Linked DNA regions of Mus musculus: region 1 is linked to region 2. The links are chromatin loops, found by intact Hi-C in ENCODE. Cell type or tissue: left cerebral cortex. All regions are shown on one strand.

What was found. A loop is a pair of places that touch in the nucleus more often than their neighbours do. Peaks named below come from ENCODE experiments on the same cell type or tissue, not always from the same donor. Only the 100,000 strongest peaks of a DNase experiment are listed, where the experiment ranks them.
Region 1: a loop joins it to region 2, with 5 times the contacts of the local background. A loop is called at or near these places in 6 of 42 quality-filtered maps.

The regions. Positions count from the first base shown.
Region 1 is chr1:45,659,661-45,667,660 of GRCm38, forward strand. No RefSeq gene overlaps it. Among named protein-coding and RNA genes, the nearest start is that of Gm23216, 22 kb to the right of the region's middle. In left cerebral cortex, no CTCF peak of the experiment used is centred here; a DNase peak (open chromatin) is centred at 4,654.
Region 2 is chr1:45,437,716-45,445,715 of GRCm38, forward strand. Col5a2 (collagen, type V, alpha 2) reads right to left here. Exons shown (of 54, transcript NM_007737.2): 2 at 4,932-5,153; 3 at 1,155-1,168. Among named protein-coding and RNA genes, the nearest start is that of Col5a2, 62 kb to the right of the region's middle. In left cerebral cortex, no CTCF peak of the experiment used is centred here; no DNase peak of the experiment used is centred here.

The DNA.
Region 1 (8,000 bases), 220 kb after region 2:
TACTCAGCTATTAAAAAGAATGAATTTATGAAATTCCTAGCCAAATGGATGGACCTGGAGGGCATCATCCTGAGTGAGGTTACACATTCACAAAGGAACTCACACAATATGTACTCACTGATAAGTGGATATTAGCCCAAAACCTAGGATACCCAAGATATAAGATACAATTTCCTAAACACATGAAACTCAAGAAAAATGAAGACTGAAGTGTGGACACTATGCCCCTCCTTAGAAGTGGGAACAAAACACCCTTGGAAGGAGTTACAGAGACAAAGTTTGGGGCTGAGATGAAAGGATGGACCATGTAGAGTCTGCCTTATCCAGGGATCCACCCCATAATCAGCATCCAAACGCTGACACCATTGCATACACTAGCAAGATTTTATCGAAAGGACCCAGATGTAGCTGTCTCTTGTGAGACTATGCCGGGGCCTAGCAAACACAGAAGTGGATGCCCACAGTCAGCTAATGGATGGATCACAGGGCTCCCAATGGAGGAGCTAGAGAAAGTACCCAAGGAGCTAAAGGGATCTGCAACCCTATAGGTGGATCAACATTATGAACTAACCAATACCCCGGAGCTCTTGACTCTAGCTGCATATGTATCAAAAGATGGCCTAGTCGGCCATCACTGGAAAGAGAGGCCCATTGGACACACAAACTTTATATGCCCCAGAACAGGGGAACGCCAGGGCCAAAAAGGGGGAGTGGGCGGGTAGGGGAGTGGGGGTGGGTGGGTATGGGGGACTTTTGGTATAGCATTGGAAATGTAAATGAACTAAATACCTAATAAATAATGGAAAGAAAAAAAAACAAAAAAAAATAAGTAAGTCAACAGCCAATATCTGGGCAGAAGTGACATAGTTAGGGTTGAGGTTTTGCGGGCTTGGAGAGAGAGGACTACAAGGAGGAAAGAGGAAGCTGACATGAGATAAAGGAAGAACAAACAGGAGGAAGAAGAGTCTTCATGGGCTAAGGGGCAATAGAACCTAGCCCGGAGGGCTGCCCAATGGGAGTTAAGTGCAGCCCAGATGGAACATAGCAAATAGTGATAACTTGGGCTTACCAATAGGAAGGTAGATTCTAAAAACATGGAAGGTGGGCAATGCCCAGCTATTGTGCTACCTATGGCTATTTGAAAATATAAAGGTTATATGTGTCTTTCATCTGGAAATATAAGTCATCTAAGGCAGGGAAGAAGCCCCGTGCCAGGATTTTTAATAATTTTTATTACAAATATGAATTATTAGGTAAAGGAATCATTATAGAATTCATAAACAGAAACATGTCACGTTTGCATTATCTGACATTAGATACCATAAAACAATTTTTACTATTAGAAGTAGAAATTCGATTTATCAAAATTACTTAGACATGTTTGGAAACCTCTTTGTAATGAATGTTAATGTGAATCACAGTCTATGTACTTTTGTGTTGATTCTATTTTTGCATCTTAAATTTTAAAATAATGGAGGAAGTCTAAAAATGGAAGAACAGGAAGAGGGTGAACCAAGTTGAAAAGTGGGAGAACAGGAAGAGAGTGAACCAAGCAAACAGAGAGTGTTGTTTCATTGGGTGCATGAGAGAAGAAGTTTAAGTGGAGATTTGAGAAAATGCACATTTTTAAAATTAAAGACACATCTGTACTGGCTAGTTTTGTGTCAACTTGACACAGCTGGAGTTATCACAGAGAAAGGAGCTTCAGTTGAGGAAATGCCTCCATGAGATGCAATTGTAAGGCATTTTCTCAATTAGTGATCAAGGGGGAAAGGCCCTTTGTGGGTGGGACCATCTCAGGGCTGGTAGTCTTGGTTCTATAAGAAAGCAGGCTGAGCAAGCCAGGTGAGGCAAGCCAGTAAAGAACATCCCTCCATGGCCTCTGCATCAGCTCCTGCTCCCTGACCTGCTTGAGTTCCAGTCCTGACTTCCTTTGGTGATGAACAGCAGCATGGAAGTGTAAGCCAAATAAACCCTTTCCTCCCCAACTTGCTTCTTGGTCATGATGTTTGTGCAGGAATAGAAACCCTGACTAAGACAACATCTGAGATCATTTTTCAAAATGAAGTACACAGATACTAAATTAGCATATCAAATTCTCTCTAATACATGAGTGAAACAGAACCTCTCAGGATCATTTTGTGTGCTTGTGAATACATATGCTGTACCTATAGCAAGTATTACAAACTCCAAACTCTACTATGATGAGTTGGGAAAGTGGCTCAGGTGTAGTGGCTACCAGATCAGAGTACTTGCCAGGCATTTCTTATTTCTGGATGTTGCTGTGCAAAAATAAGGACCCAGTATTGCATGATCTGATTGTCAGTCAGAAATAGGACTCTCTAATTTTTTCCCAAATGTTGTTTAATTTATTTTTTAATTAGGTATTTTCTTCATTTACATTTCAGATGCTATCCCAAAAGTCCCCCAGATGCTCCCCCCCCCAACTCCCCTACCCACCCACTCCCACTTCTTGGCCCTGGCATTCCTCTGTACTGAGGCATATAAAGTTTGCAAGACCAAGGGTCCTCTCTTCCCAATGATGGCCGACTAGGCCATCTTCTGCTACATATGCAGCTAGAGACACAAGTTCCGGGGGGAACTGGTTAGTTCATATTGTTGTAGATTGTAGGGTCGCAGACCCCTTTAGCTCCTTGGGTACTTTCTCTAGCTCCTCCATTGGGAACCCTGTGTTCCATCCAATAGCTGACTGTGAGCATCCACTTCTGTGTTTGCCAGGGCCCAGCATAGCCTCACAAGAGACAGCCATATCAGGATCCTTTCAGCAAAATCTTGCTGGTGTATGCAATGGTGTCAGCGTTTGGAGGCTGATTATGGGAATGATCCCCGGGGATGGCAGTCTCTAGACCAAGGGGCCTCTCTTCCCAATGATGGCCAACTAGGCCATCTTCTGCTACATATGCAGCTAGAGACACGAGTTCCGGGGGTACTGGTTAGTTCATATTGTTGTAGGTTGTAAGGTTGCAGTGTCTCAGCTCCAAACTTTGTCTCTGTAACTCCTTCCATGGGTGTTTTGTTCCCAATTCTAAGAAGGGGCAAAGTGTCCACACTTTGGTCTTCTTTCTTCTTGAGTTTCATGTGTTTTGCAAATTGTATCTTGTATCTTGGGTATTCTAAGTTTCTGGGCTAATATCCACTTATCAGTGAGTACATATTGTGTGAGTTCTTTTGTGATTGGGTTACCTCAATCAGGATGATGCCCTCCAGCTACATCCATTTGCCTAGGAAATTCATAAATTCATTCTTTTTAATAGCTGAGTAGTACTCCAAGAAATAGGACTCTCTAATTTTTAAGCTTATTATTCTAATTTTCATAGACTAGCAACTGTTATGAAAAATATTCATATAAAAATAATATATATCTAATATTCTGTACAAGTTAAATTGAACAAGTGTCTGGTCTGAACCCAGTTTGTCCCCAGTCTGATCTGTAGAACCAAGGCAAGGATAGCTGTGGAACTTGAACAAAGAACTGTCATTCCAAGGAAAAGTTGTTTCAGAGGATTACCAATAGTCAGGCAGAGCTAGGACAGAGAATATGGCAGGTGTGAGTCATATAGGAGGTTGTGAGATCAGGCTTCTTCTATCACATGCCTATTTAATGAAGGAATGACACATATTGAGATAAAATTATAAAATTTTATAATATTTCTTTTGTTATATTTATATCTGTGTTATTACCAGAAAACCCCAAGTGATCATAATTAGATCACAATAATTTTTAAAGTTTAGCTTTATGTATTAGGACCTTGGAAAGAATAGGAGGACTAAGAAATCTCACTTTTAGTTATAAGTAAGCTTTGCGGGTGGAAATTACCAGCCTACATGTATAGTGAATAAGATAGACTACTACTGTGGGGAGAAAATGTATCCCAAGAATGTTATCCAATATTTGAAAGCTTGGAATAGACAAAAATGGACATTAGACAGCAATCAAATCCTGGGAGAATGAGAGGTGGCTGGTCCAAGTAGAAGCCAAGGTGATATCCTGAGCCAGAAATGTTGGATATAGACCGAGGATCAGGAGGCAATTTGGAATGATATATATCTGAAGTGAGGGAGAGCAGAGCTTTCATTCAAATATGTACCCCCTAGTTTAGTAGTTTTAAAATGGAAAAAAAAATTGCTAAACTCATAGTATTGTATAAAATAGTATTTTTTCTTCCGCCTTTGTTTTTAGTCCATGTTGAATTAGAAGTTAAACCAATTTAAAATCTGGAATTTTGTTTAAAAATTAAAACACTGAAATTTATCATCTTTCTAAAAAATGTTTTAAACATCTCTTTCAGCCAAGTTGCTTAATATCAGAAGTTGATTGGAACTGCATATGTTCCTCCACGCTCTGTTGATTGTAGGATGAAAACAGGAACCCTTGGGAATATCTGTGAGTCACAAATGTAGACAACTTTCCAAAGCTGTTTTCTTGCTAGGATGGAGAGTTCTAATCTTACATTGGCAGGCTTTGCTACATGCAAGGTACAGTGTTTACTTTGATTCTTTCTCAGCTGTTCTTTGTGCTCTTGGATCACCAAGTTTTGATATTTGGAGCAGGAACATATTAGAGAAATACTGTAAATGAAAATTGGGATTCCAATGTGTGCTTCTTTCGTGCACATTTTTATCTCACTGTGAAGAAAGGGAATTGGAGCATAGCCACAACCCTGGAACATTCCCTGCAAGTCTGAACTCTTACACTGCTAGTAATTGGCAGTGAATACTTTCCTTCAATTAAAACGAGGTGTTAAGATACATTTAAAATTTAGTCCAGAGGTCCTTCTGGCTTGCACCTATATCCTGGAGCAGAGCCTGTGCTCTGAATTCTCTCTCACTCAGCCCACACTCATTCACAGCTTGACCTCTAAGGTGTTCTGACATATCCAGGATGATGGGTGAGACAGCAAAACCCGCCCCAATACCTGGGGTAACCAGGATCCCTGGGACCCAGGGACTCAAGTACCCTGCCCAACCAGAGATGCATTCAACTTCCAGCTTCCACCTGGGCCTGAAGCAGAGCCTGTGTTCTGGATCCCCATCCACTCAGAAGACAGGCAGATGTCCTCAAGGACACATCTAGGATCACAAGATCACAGGCTCTCAGGAGAGACAGACTTAATTCAGAGACATCAAGGCCAGTTAATACCAGAGACAACCAGATGGTAAAAGGCAAGCACAAGAAAATCAGCAACAGAAAACAATACTACTTGACAACATCAGAACCCAATTCTTCTACCACATCAAGCCCAGGATACCCCAACATACCTAAAAAGCAAAATTCAGATCTAAATTCTCATCTCATGAAGAAAATAGAGGACTTCAAAAGTGACATAAATAACTCCTTTAAAGAAATATAGGAGAACACAGATAAAGATGTAGAAGCCCTTAAAGAGGAAACACATGAATCCCTTAAAGAAATACAGAAAAATACAAACAGGTGAAGTAATTGAACAAAACTATCCAGGATCTAAAATTGGAAATAAAAAGATTAAAGAAAACACAAAAGGAGACAAGCTGGAGATAGAAAACCTAGGAAAGAGAACAAGAGTCATAGATGTAAGCATCACCAACAAAATACTAGAAACAGAAAAGAGAATCTCAGGTGTAGAAGATACCACAGAAGATATTGACACAACAGTCAAAGAAAATACAAAATGCAAAAATCTCCTAACTCAAATCAGTCAAGGAGTCCAGGACACAATGAAAAGACCAAACCTAAGAGTAATAGGTATAGAAGAGAGTGAAGATTCCCAATGAAAAGGGCCAGTAAATATCTTCAACAAAATTATAGAAGAAAACGTCCCTAACATAAAGAAAGAGTTGCCCATAAACATACAAGAATCCTACAGAACACCAAACAGATGAGATGAGAAAAGAAATTCCTCACATAACATAATGATTAAAAGACCAAATGCAAAGAACAAAGAAATAATATTAAAAGCAGTAAGGGAAAAAGGTGAAGTAACATATAAAGGCAGACCTCTCAGAATTACACCAGACTACTCAACAGATACTCTAAAAGCCAGAAGATCTTGGGCAGATGTCATACAGACCCTAAGAGAACAAAAATGCCAGCCTGGGCTACTATACCTGGCAAAACTATCAGTTACCATAGATGGATAAAGCAAAGTATTCCAAGAGAAAAACCAAATTTAAACAATATCTTTCCACTAATCTAGCACTACAGAGGATAATAGCAGGAAAGCTCCAACACAAGAAGGGAAACTACACCCAAGAAAAAGCAAAAAATTAATCTTCTCACAGCAAAACCCAAAAGAAGAGAGGCACACAAACATAATTCCACCTCTAACAACAAAAATAACAGAAACCAACAATCATTGGTCCCTAGTATATCTCAATATCAGTGGACTCAATTCCCCAATAAAAAGACATAGGCTAACACACTGGGTATGTAAACAGGGCTGAGCATTTTGTAGCATACAGGAAACACACCTCAATGCAAAGACAGACACTACCTCAAAACAAAAGTTGGGAAAATTTTCAAGGAAATAATTCCAAGTAACAAGCTTGAAGAGCCATTCTAATATCCAATAAAATAGAACTTTTACCAAAAATTATCAAAAAAGATGAAGGATACTACATACTCATCAAAGGAAAAATCTACCAAGAAGAACTCTTAGTTCTGAACATCTTTGCCCCAAATGCAAAAGCACCCACATTTGGAAAAGAAATGTTACTGAAGCTCAAAGCATACATTGAACCTCACACACAATAATAGTAGGAGACTTAAACACCCCACTCTCACCAATGAACAGATCATGGAAACAGAAACTAAACAGAGACACAGTGAAAATAATAATAATAATAATAATAATAATAATAATAATAATAATAATAATAATAATAATAAAGAAGAAGAAGAAACTATGAAACAAATGGATCTAACAGATATCTATATAACATTTCACCCTAAAACAAAAGAATGTACCTTCTTCTCAGCACCTCACTGTACTCTCAAAAACTGCCCATATAATCTGATACAAAACAAACCTCAATTCATGCAAGAAGATTGAAATAATCCCATGCATTCAATCAGATCACCATAAACTCAGGCTGGTCTTCAATAGCAACAAAAACAACAGAAAGCCCATATACTGAACTCTCTACTCAATAATAACTTAGTCAGAGAAGAAATTCAGAAAGAATTTAAAGACTTTTTAGAATTTAATGAAGGTACAACATACTCAAACTTATGGAGAAAAATGAAAGTAGTGCTAAGGGGAAAACTCATAGCCCTCGGTACTTCCATAAAGAAATTATAGAAAGCATACACAACCAGCTTGACAGCACACCTAAAAGCTCTAGAACAAAAAGAAGCAAATACACCCAAGAGGAGTAGACCACAGGAAATAATCAGGGCTGAAATCAGCCAAAAAGAACCATACAAAGAATCAACAAAACCAGGAGCTAGTTCTTTGAGAAGATAAACAAGATAGATAAACCCTTAGCCAGACTAGCCAGAAAGCACAGAGATAGTATCCAAATTAACAAAATAAAAAATGAAATGCGAGATATAACAACAGAAAATGAGGAAATTCAAAAAATCATCAGATTCCACTACAAAAGCCTATATTAAACAAAACTGGAAAATCTGGATGAAGTGGACAATTTTCTAGACAGATACCAGAAAACAAAGTTAAATCAGAATCAGATAAACCATCTAATCCATGTCATAACCCCTAAGGAAATAGAAGCAGTCATTATAAGTCTCCAAACCAAAAAAAGGCCAGGACAAGATGGTTTTACTGCAGAGTTCTATCAGTTCTTCTAAGAAGACCTAATACAAATACTTCTCAAACTATTCCACAAAATAGAAACAGAAGGAACAATACCCAATTCTTTCTATGAAGCCACAGTTTTGCTGATATCTAAACCACATAAAGACCCAACAAAGAAAGAGAACTTCAGACCAATTTGCCTTATGAATGTTGATGCAAAAATACACAGTAAAATTCTCACAAACA
Region 2 (8,000 bases):
TAAATGAGCAAAGATTTGTTTTGCTTCAATTTTCATTACATCAATAGCAACGAATTGATTACAATTCAAAAAAGTCAGGGGAAGATATAAAGACAGAACATAGCTGAAACATCTCCCTAAAGATTCAAATCACAAAAAGAAACCCAGAGGAGAGTACTTGAGTTTCACACACATCCTAGGTGACAGGGTTTTCAGGAATATTGTATACCACTCTTGCCACCTGTTTCCCTTTCATGGAATTCATAGCAAATGCCAAGAGTAAATGAAGGTAAACATGCTTGCCTCATCTGAACAACAGGTGCAGTTGTTCTACTTGTGTACTTCCTCAACCTCTGAGGGGAGAGTTGGAAAATGTGAACTGCATTGTAAGATACTGCCAGGCCAGTCTACATCCCTCAGTGCAGGCACAGCAAGCAAAGCAGACGGCAGTGGCTTTTCGTTTGAATAGTAGAACTACGGACTCTTGAAGTATATATACTGGTTTTGTGATTGTGTGCTCTGAGGTGTATTTCCCCATATACTATTTAGTGTTAACCTGTCTCAGTATTTGTCTTTCTGTGATTTTTGATCTCCTTAATGCCATCATTGTGTCTGCCTATCTTGCTTCCTTGATTATCTTCTTGAACCCATCATTATTAATTCATTAATATCAATTAACACATTATAAAATGTTATATTCCATTAAGCAACTGGGGAAATGAAGTATGACTTCAACACATATATTCTAAGAGCAAGGATTGCGGGAGGAATGCATTTGAATTTACTTAATTTCTTTTCTCACATATATTATTACTTCACCTAACTATGAAGCCAAATCTGTGAGCAACAGAGAATTTTGGAAGCAAAGGAAATGCTCAGAAGACCTTATCTCACTCAACACTCTAGATATAGCCAGAGTTAACTTCCTGACAGGTCCCATCATTTTTATGCACTCTTGTTTTTCTAATCAAAGCCACACTGTTGTATTCCTAACCTGTCACATTCAAGAAAAAGAAAAAAAGAACTACAGTGACATCCTTAAATACCAATGAGTGGGTGGCATCTATGATTGATATTTAAGCTATGTTTCCATAGAGTTCAGAGCACAGTTCCATGTAGATATTCTAAGAAAGAATTTTGCCTATGAAAAAGGAATCATGCTAAGTAAAACTCACCTTTCTTCCTCTACCTACAAAAAGAAAGAAAATGTCATTAATATTGAGAAACAACTATGAAAAACATCCTGCATATACACTTTCAATAGTATATTTCCTCACAAACATGTTACCTCCCTGTTGCAGGATTTTCTCTGTCCAATCACATTAGGGCAGTGGCAGGCCTGTAATTGGACAGGAAAAGGGAGGAGGAGCTGGGAGTTGAGGAGACAGAGAGGTCCCAGAAGGGAAGGAGGGAGAGAACCAGAATGGAGGCTGACGTGGTGTTATCTAAAGGTTAGAATAATTGGGTTAAAGTTTTATCATCATCAATTGGCTCTAAAATTATTGTATTGGCATCTGGTAAAATGTGATATTATTAATAGATAAATCTGATTGGTTAACTATAAGCTCAAGAGTCTTAATTCTACCCGGTAGTAGGTTTTGAAATCGCTGATCGTGAGGTGTGTGGGGCACTGCATGGAAGTGAGATGAACTCGGCTAGGTGGGAGAGAGTAGCTCAGCACTGAGCGGACCCGCTGGGACATAGTGTTGTGGCCCGCCAGTACCGGTACTAGAGCAGGAATACAGACCAGCGGGGCAGGAGAGATGGCGGGTTGACTTTTTTATTATTACCTGCAACACCTCCCCAGTATGGCAGAGCTCAAAAACTGTCTGAATCAAGTCCAACAAAAGAAATCATTCATATAGTGGAATAGTCTCACATAGTCATAATTTCTTCACAACATTCACAGAGATTCTAGTACTGGCAAAAATATGGCACTAGGCGTTTTATCATGAATTATAATTCAACGATTGCTCCATGTTGTTCGTAATATTTTTAATGTGCTGAGTAATTTACCTCAAATGAAAAATGTTTTGCTCCCAACGCTGCAGTAGACATCACAAGAATATAATAGGACATTGACATTTTTAAACTTTTGCTTCTCTATTATAATTTTATCACATATTTCTTGTATATCTTATTCTCATTATTTATATTTTTATTTTTTAAAAATTTACTCTTCTCACATATATTACACCCAGACCGTGGTTTCCCCTCCTTTCTCTCCTCCCAGTCTCTTCCCAGCTCCCCTCTCCCTTAGACCCACTTCTCCTCAGTTTCCCTTCTGAAAAAGACATGCCTTCCAGGAATATCAACCAAACATGACATATCAAGTTGCAATAAAACTAGGCACATCCTCTCATATTCAGGCTGGATGAGGCAACCCAGCAGGAGGAAAAGCATCCCACAGGTGGGAAAATTTTTTTACACAGCAAACCTATGCAAGTCTGCAAGTTAATTTTATACTACAATGCTTTATAGCAATGCTTCACTTAATTTCCTTAGGTTTATAAATACACAGTTTTGCTTTTTGTAAACAGAGAATTTTACCCTTTTTTTTTTCTTTTTGGTTAGTTGGGGGTTTTGTTTGTTTGTTTGTTTTATGTTGGTTTTTTTGGTGGTAGTTGGTAGTGATAGTGGGGTTTTTTGCTGCTGCTGCTGCTGCTGCTGTTGGTTTACTTGTTTGTTTGGTTTTGGAACTTACAATGTTTATTGCCTTAAACAAATACTTATCTCAAGTGGCTACCTACTATCTATTACCAGTCATAAAAAAATGCACAGGAGCCTAAATTATAATTTCCAAATATCTGCTCAACTTGCCCATCTAACAAAATTGTTTGCCCAAGTATTGTCAGTGCTAAGATGGTTTCTTTCTTGAATGATTTGTTCTGCTCCATTACATTAGTGTCTTCTTTGGGAACTCTTCAAGGATACATATATCTTCTGCGTGTACTGTGTTTTTTAATGTGTTTAATTCTTCTTGATTTTAATTTATTATTTTTCTCTTCCCATGGATGCCATCTACATCTCTTCTGTACTATCGCCTCATTGTTCAACTTCCTAGTTCATCTTACACAGACTTGCTTTTCTTCCTATTCATTGCATGTCGTTCCTGCTGAAAAGCCTTTTTTCTTAGACACACCTGTGACTTTACTAGGTTTTGAGCTGAAGGCACAGCTTAGTACTTAGTAAAACTTATGTATGTAGAAAGCGCCCAGCACTTAGAAAATTCAAGGCTATTCTTGGCTAAATTTGTTAAAGACCAGCTTGGTATACATGAAAACTTGTCTCAAAAAGAGAAAGAGAAGGAAAGTAAGAAAGAAAGAAAGAAAGAAAGAAAGAAAGAAAGAGAGAGAGGGAGAGAGAGGGGGGAAAAGGAAAGGAAATGAAAGGGAAGGAAAGGAAAGGAAAGGAAAGGAAAGGAAAGGAAAGGAAAGGAAAGAAAAGAAAAGAAAAGAAAAGAAAAGAAAAGAAAAGAAAAGAAAAGAAAAGAAAAGAAAAAAGTTGTATAACTGGTTAAATATTCTATTAGTTCAGTTTGTTATGAGTTTTATTTAGTTTTGATATCTGGTATTTAGCTCCTGTTAGCCTTCAGCTCAGAATGTAGTTCAGGCTGACTTTGAATTTGTTATCCTCTTACCTCACTTGTCTTGGGATTAAATACATGTGCCACTCTATTGAGCCCCAGCAATTTTACCTAATCTGTGGCCACACAGGTGCTAGTGTGTACTTTGTCTCATAAACTTAATGCATCTCAAGCACTCTTCTCTGTTGATTTCTTTTATAAATCTATTTCTGCCCATTGTCACTACTCCCCTTGAAGGAGTTGTGCTTCCATACACTGACAACTTGCAGGAAGTTGGATAATTTGCTTTCTAACACTTGCTGACTATTCTCACGGACTATTTGTTTATCCCCACAAGATTAATTGTACTTATTCCTGGAATTCTATGAAATTATTGCTTCCATGGCCTTTGTGTGTTATTTTTATCATATTATGACCTAACTTTATCACACATTAATGATAAAGTCATTATTTTAGATGCAGCTTCTGCTAAATAATACCAAAATGAAAAGATACAAGTTGGTGTCTAATATTTCTGTGTGTATACTGTTGAACATTTTTATTATATGTATTGCTATTTTCAATGGAATTTGAAAAAATAAAGCTTTGATAATGTCTTGACAATTATTAGTATAAGTACTGAAGCAAACAACCTAAATGCTTAATGTTGGTCTTACCTAACTCATTAAAATATATGAATGATAATATATGCCTGTATCTTTGTTGCATAGTCTGAAATATAATATCAATTAAACACAGATATTTTTCTTGCAAAAATATTTTTAAACCCAGTAGCTGGTGCAATTCTTTTCTCCAAGAAATTGATTCCATTTCCTTCTATTGTGTGGTGCACATTACTCATACCCTAGATTGTTGAGACAATGTAAGAGAAGTTGCTAGAACAGTAAATTATATTAAGAATAATTACTGCATTCTCTAGAGTGAACCTTGTAAAGGAGACAATAAATATATTTTCTGTGTTTCCTTAACATTAAGAAATATAATAGAAAGTCAACTAATTATCATGGAGGCCCCTTTCATAACCCAATAACAGCAGCCATCCATAAGGCACAAATTGTTCTCTAATTAGATATGACCGTTCAAAGTAAGGTCTTCTGACAATTACGACAAAAAATTACTGTCTATTTCTGTGTTAATGGCCTAAGTAGAGAAAAAAAGGTTCCTTACTTACTCCAGGAAGCTCGGAACACTTTAAAATTATGAATATATACACTTTTCACAGTGATTTCAAAATCATTACTCTCTGAAGTCACTGAGTTAGTTGCTATGATTATTCACTTGAGTTGTTAAACTCTAAAAGCAATAATCACTGGAAAATAAAGGTAAGTTGTTAGTTCTCCTCTGAAACAGCTTTGAGAATTCTTACCAAAACTAGTATCTCCACCTCCAGTTTGTGGGCACACCGGACAGCACTCCCCAGTGGGTGTTATAGGATTGGCACAGTTGAGCACCTCTGGGCACTCTATCTTGTCACAAAGAATGGCACCATTGTCACAGACACAGATCTGACATGGAGAAGGTTTCCAAATGTCTCTATTTAAATACATCTGTCCATGTTGAGTACAGGCTATTTCTTCATCATATTCATCTGAAATAAAAACAAAAAGAGGTTGATAATCTGAAATTGTATAATTTGGGAAATGTTTAAGATAAAGAATCTTTTTGGTTTAAAAGAGTTCTTAGAAGTAACTCCCAGGGCTAGGATCTGGCTCAGCTGGCAAAGGTCCTATTGGACAAGTATGGCAAGCTGAGAATGAAGCCTTGTCACCTTGTAAATGGCTAAACAAGTGTAATCACATATACTTGTAGCCAAGACCAGTCAGGTGGATGGTTTAGTGAGAGATCATATCCCAGAATACAGGTAGAAAGCAATTGTGGTAAATACCCAACATCAGCCTTTGTCTTTAACAAACACACACAGAAGGAGTCAGGGAAGAAGAGAAGGAATAAAAGCGGAGGGGAGGAGATGAGAAATGACTAATCTCCTTAAGAGAGATGAAAAACAGATGAACTTACTACATTTAGCATGTACATAAAATAGTGAATAGTTCCTCATGGATTAATGAATAAAATGCGCATTGCCCTATTATAGGAAGAAGCAAAAAGAAAAGAAAAAAGTATGCTTTTTAGTGAAAGAATGCTTCTCACAAGGTTTTATTCTCGAAGTTATGAGTGATTGAACATAATAAGATCTGATAAAGAGCAACTAAGCATTTCCAAATGGAATATGTAAACCCAGTGCATGTAAACCCTACATGACTAAACTTACTAGAGAATTTATACAAGTAAATCCCATGCAAAGAATTCAAGCAGACTCATATACTTGGAGAAGTTTCGAAAGAATACAATATGGGTGTCAGAGAATTGTTTTAAACATTAAGTGAAAATGAAATAACCATTTTCTGTCTCTTGGATTAGGTTTCCATTACCCATACCAAACAAATATATAGGATACCATATCTATATAGTTTCTGTTAAACTGTAAAAGAGACCCTGACTAAGACAAATTGGTACCAGCAGAGTGAAGTATTCCTGTGACAACCTGACCATGTTTTGGGGAGGACTGTGGAAGGACTTTGGAACTTTGGGCTTGAAGATCCATTCATTGTTAAGAGCTCTGTCAGATGTTGTGTAGGAGCTTGGAAGATAATGTTGAGAACAGTGCAGAAGATGGAGGTCTGGTTTGTGAAATTTCAGAGGGAAAATTAAAGACTCTTTTCAGGGCCATTGCTGCTTTTTTTTCTTTTTTTTTATTATTAGGTATTTTCCTCGTTTACATTTTCAATGCTATCCCAAAGGTCCCCCATACCCACCCCCCCAATCTCCTACCCACCCACTCCCCCTTTTTGACCCTGGCGTTCCCCTGTACTGGGGCATATAAAGTTTGCAAGTCCAATGGGCCTCTCTTTGCAGTGATGGCCGACTAGGCCATCTTTTGATACATATGCAGCTAGAGACAAGAGCTCCCGGGTACTGGTTAGTTCATATTGTTGTTCCACCTATAGGGTTGCAGTTCCCTTTAGCTCCTTGGGTAATTTCTCTAGCTCCTCCACTGGGGGCCGTGTGACCCATCCAATAGCTGACTCTGATCATCCACTTCTGTGTTTGCTAGGCCCCGGCATAGTCTCACAAGAGAGAGCTATATCTGGGTCCTTTCAGCAAAATCTTGCTAGTGTATGCAATGGTGTCAGCATTTGGAAACTGATTATGGGATGGATCCCTGCATATGGCAATCACTAGATGGTCCATTCTTTCGTCACAGCTCCAAATTTTGTCTCTGTAACTCCTTCCATGGGTGTTTTGTTCCCATTTCTAAGAAAGGGTAAAGTGTCCACACTTTGGTCTTCATTCTTCTTGAATTTCATGCGTTTGGCAAGTTGTATCTTATATCTTGGGTATCCTAAGTTTCTGGGCTAATATCCACTTATCAGTGAGTACATATTGTGCGAGTTCCTTTGTGATTGGGTTACTTCACTCAGAATGATACCCTCCAGGTCCATCCATTTGCCTAGGAATTTCATAAATTCATTTTTTTAATAGCTGAGTAGTATTCCATTGTGTAAATGTACCACATTTTCTGTATCCATTCCTCTGTTGAGGGGCATCTGGGTTCTTTCCAGCTTCTGGCTATTATAAACAAGGCTGCTATGAACATAGTGGAGCATGTGTTCTTCTTACCGGTTGGGACATCTTCTGGATATATGCCCAGGAGAGGTATTGCGGGATCCTCCGGTAGTACTATGTCCAATTTTCTGAGGAACCTCCAGACTGATTTCCAGAGTGGTTGTACAAGCTTGCAATCCCACCAACAATGGAGGAGTGTTCCCCTTTCTCCACATCCTCGCCAGCATCTGCTGTCACCTGAGTTTTTGGTCTTAGCCATTCTGACTAGATTGAAGTGGAATCTCAGTGTTGTTTTGATTTGCATTTCCCTAATGATTAAGGATGTTGAACATTTTTTCAGGTGCTTCTCTGCCATTCGGTATTCCTCAGGTGAGAATTCTTTGTTCAGCTCTGAGCCCCATTTTTAATGGGGTTATTTGATTTTCTGGAGTCCACCTTCTTGAGTTCTTTATATATATTGGATATTAGTCCCCTATCCGATTTGGGATAGGTAAAGATCCTTTCCCAATCTGTTGGTGGCCTTTTTGTCTTACTGACAGTGTCTTTTGCTTTGCAGAAGCTTTGCAATTTTATGAGGTCCCATTTATCGATTCTTGATCTTACAGCACAAGCCATTGCTGTTCTATTCAGGAATTTTTCCCCAGTACCCATATCTTCGAGGCTTTTCCCCATTGCTGTTTTGATTGTGAAGATTCTGCGGTTCTGGTTAGCTGGGGCTGAAGAATCAGCTGTGATTAACAAGATACCAGAACTACTAAAGCAAAAACTTGGCATTACTGGGACTATTGATGCTGGTTAGCTGGAGCTAAGA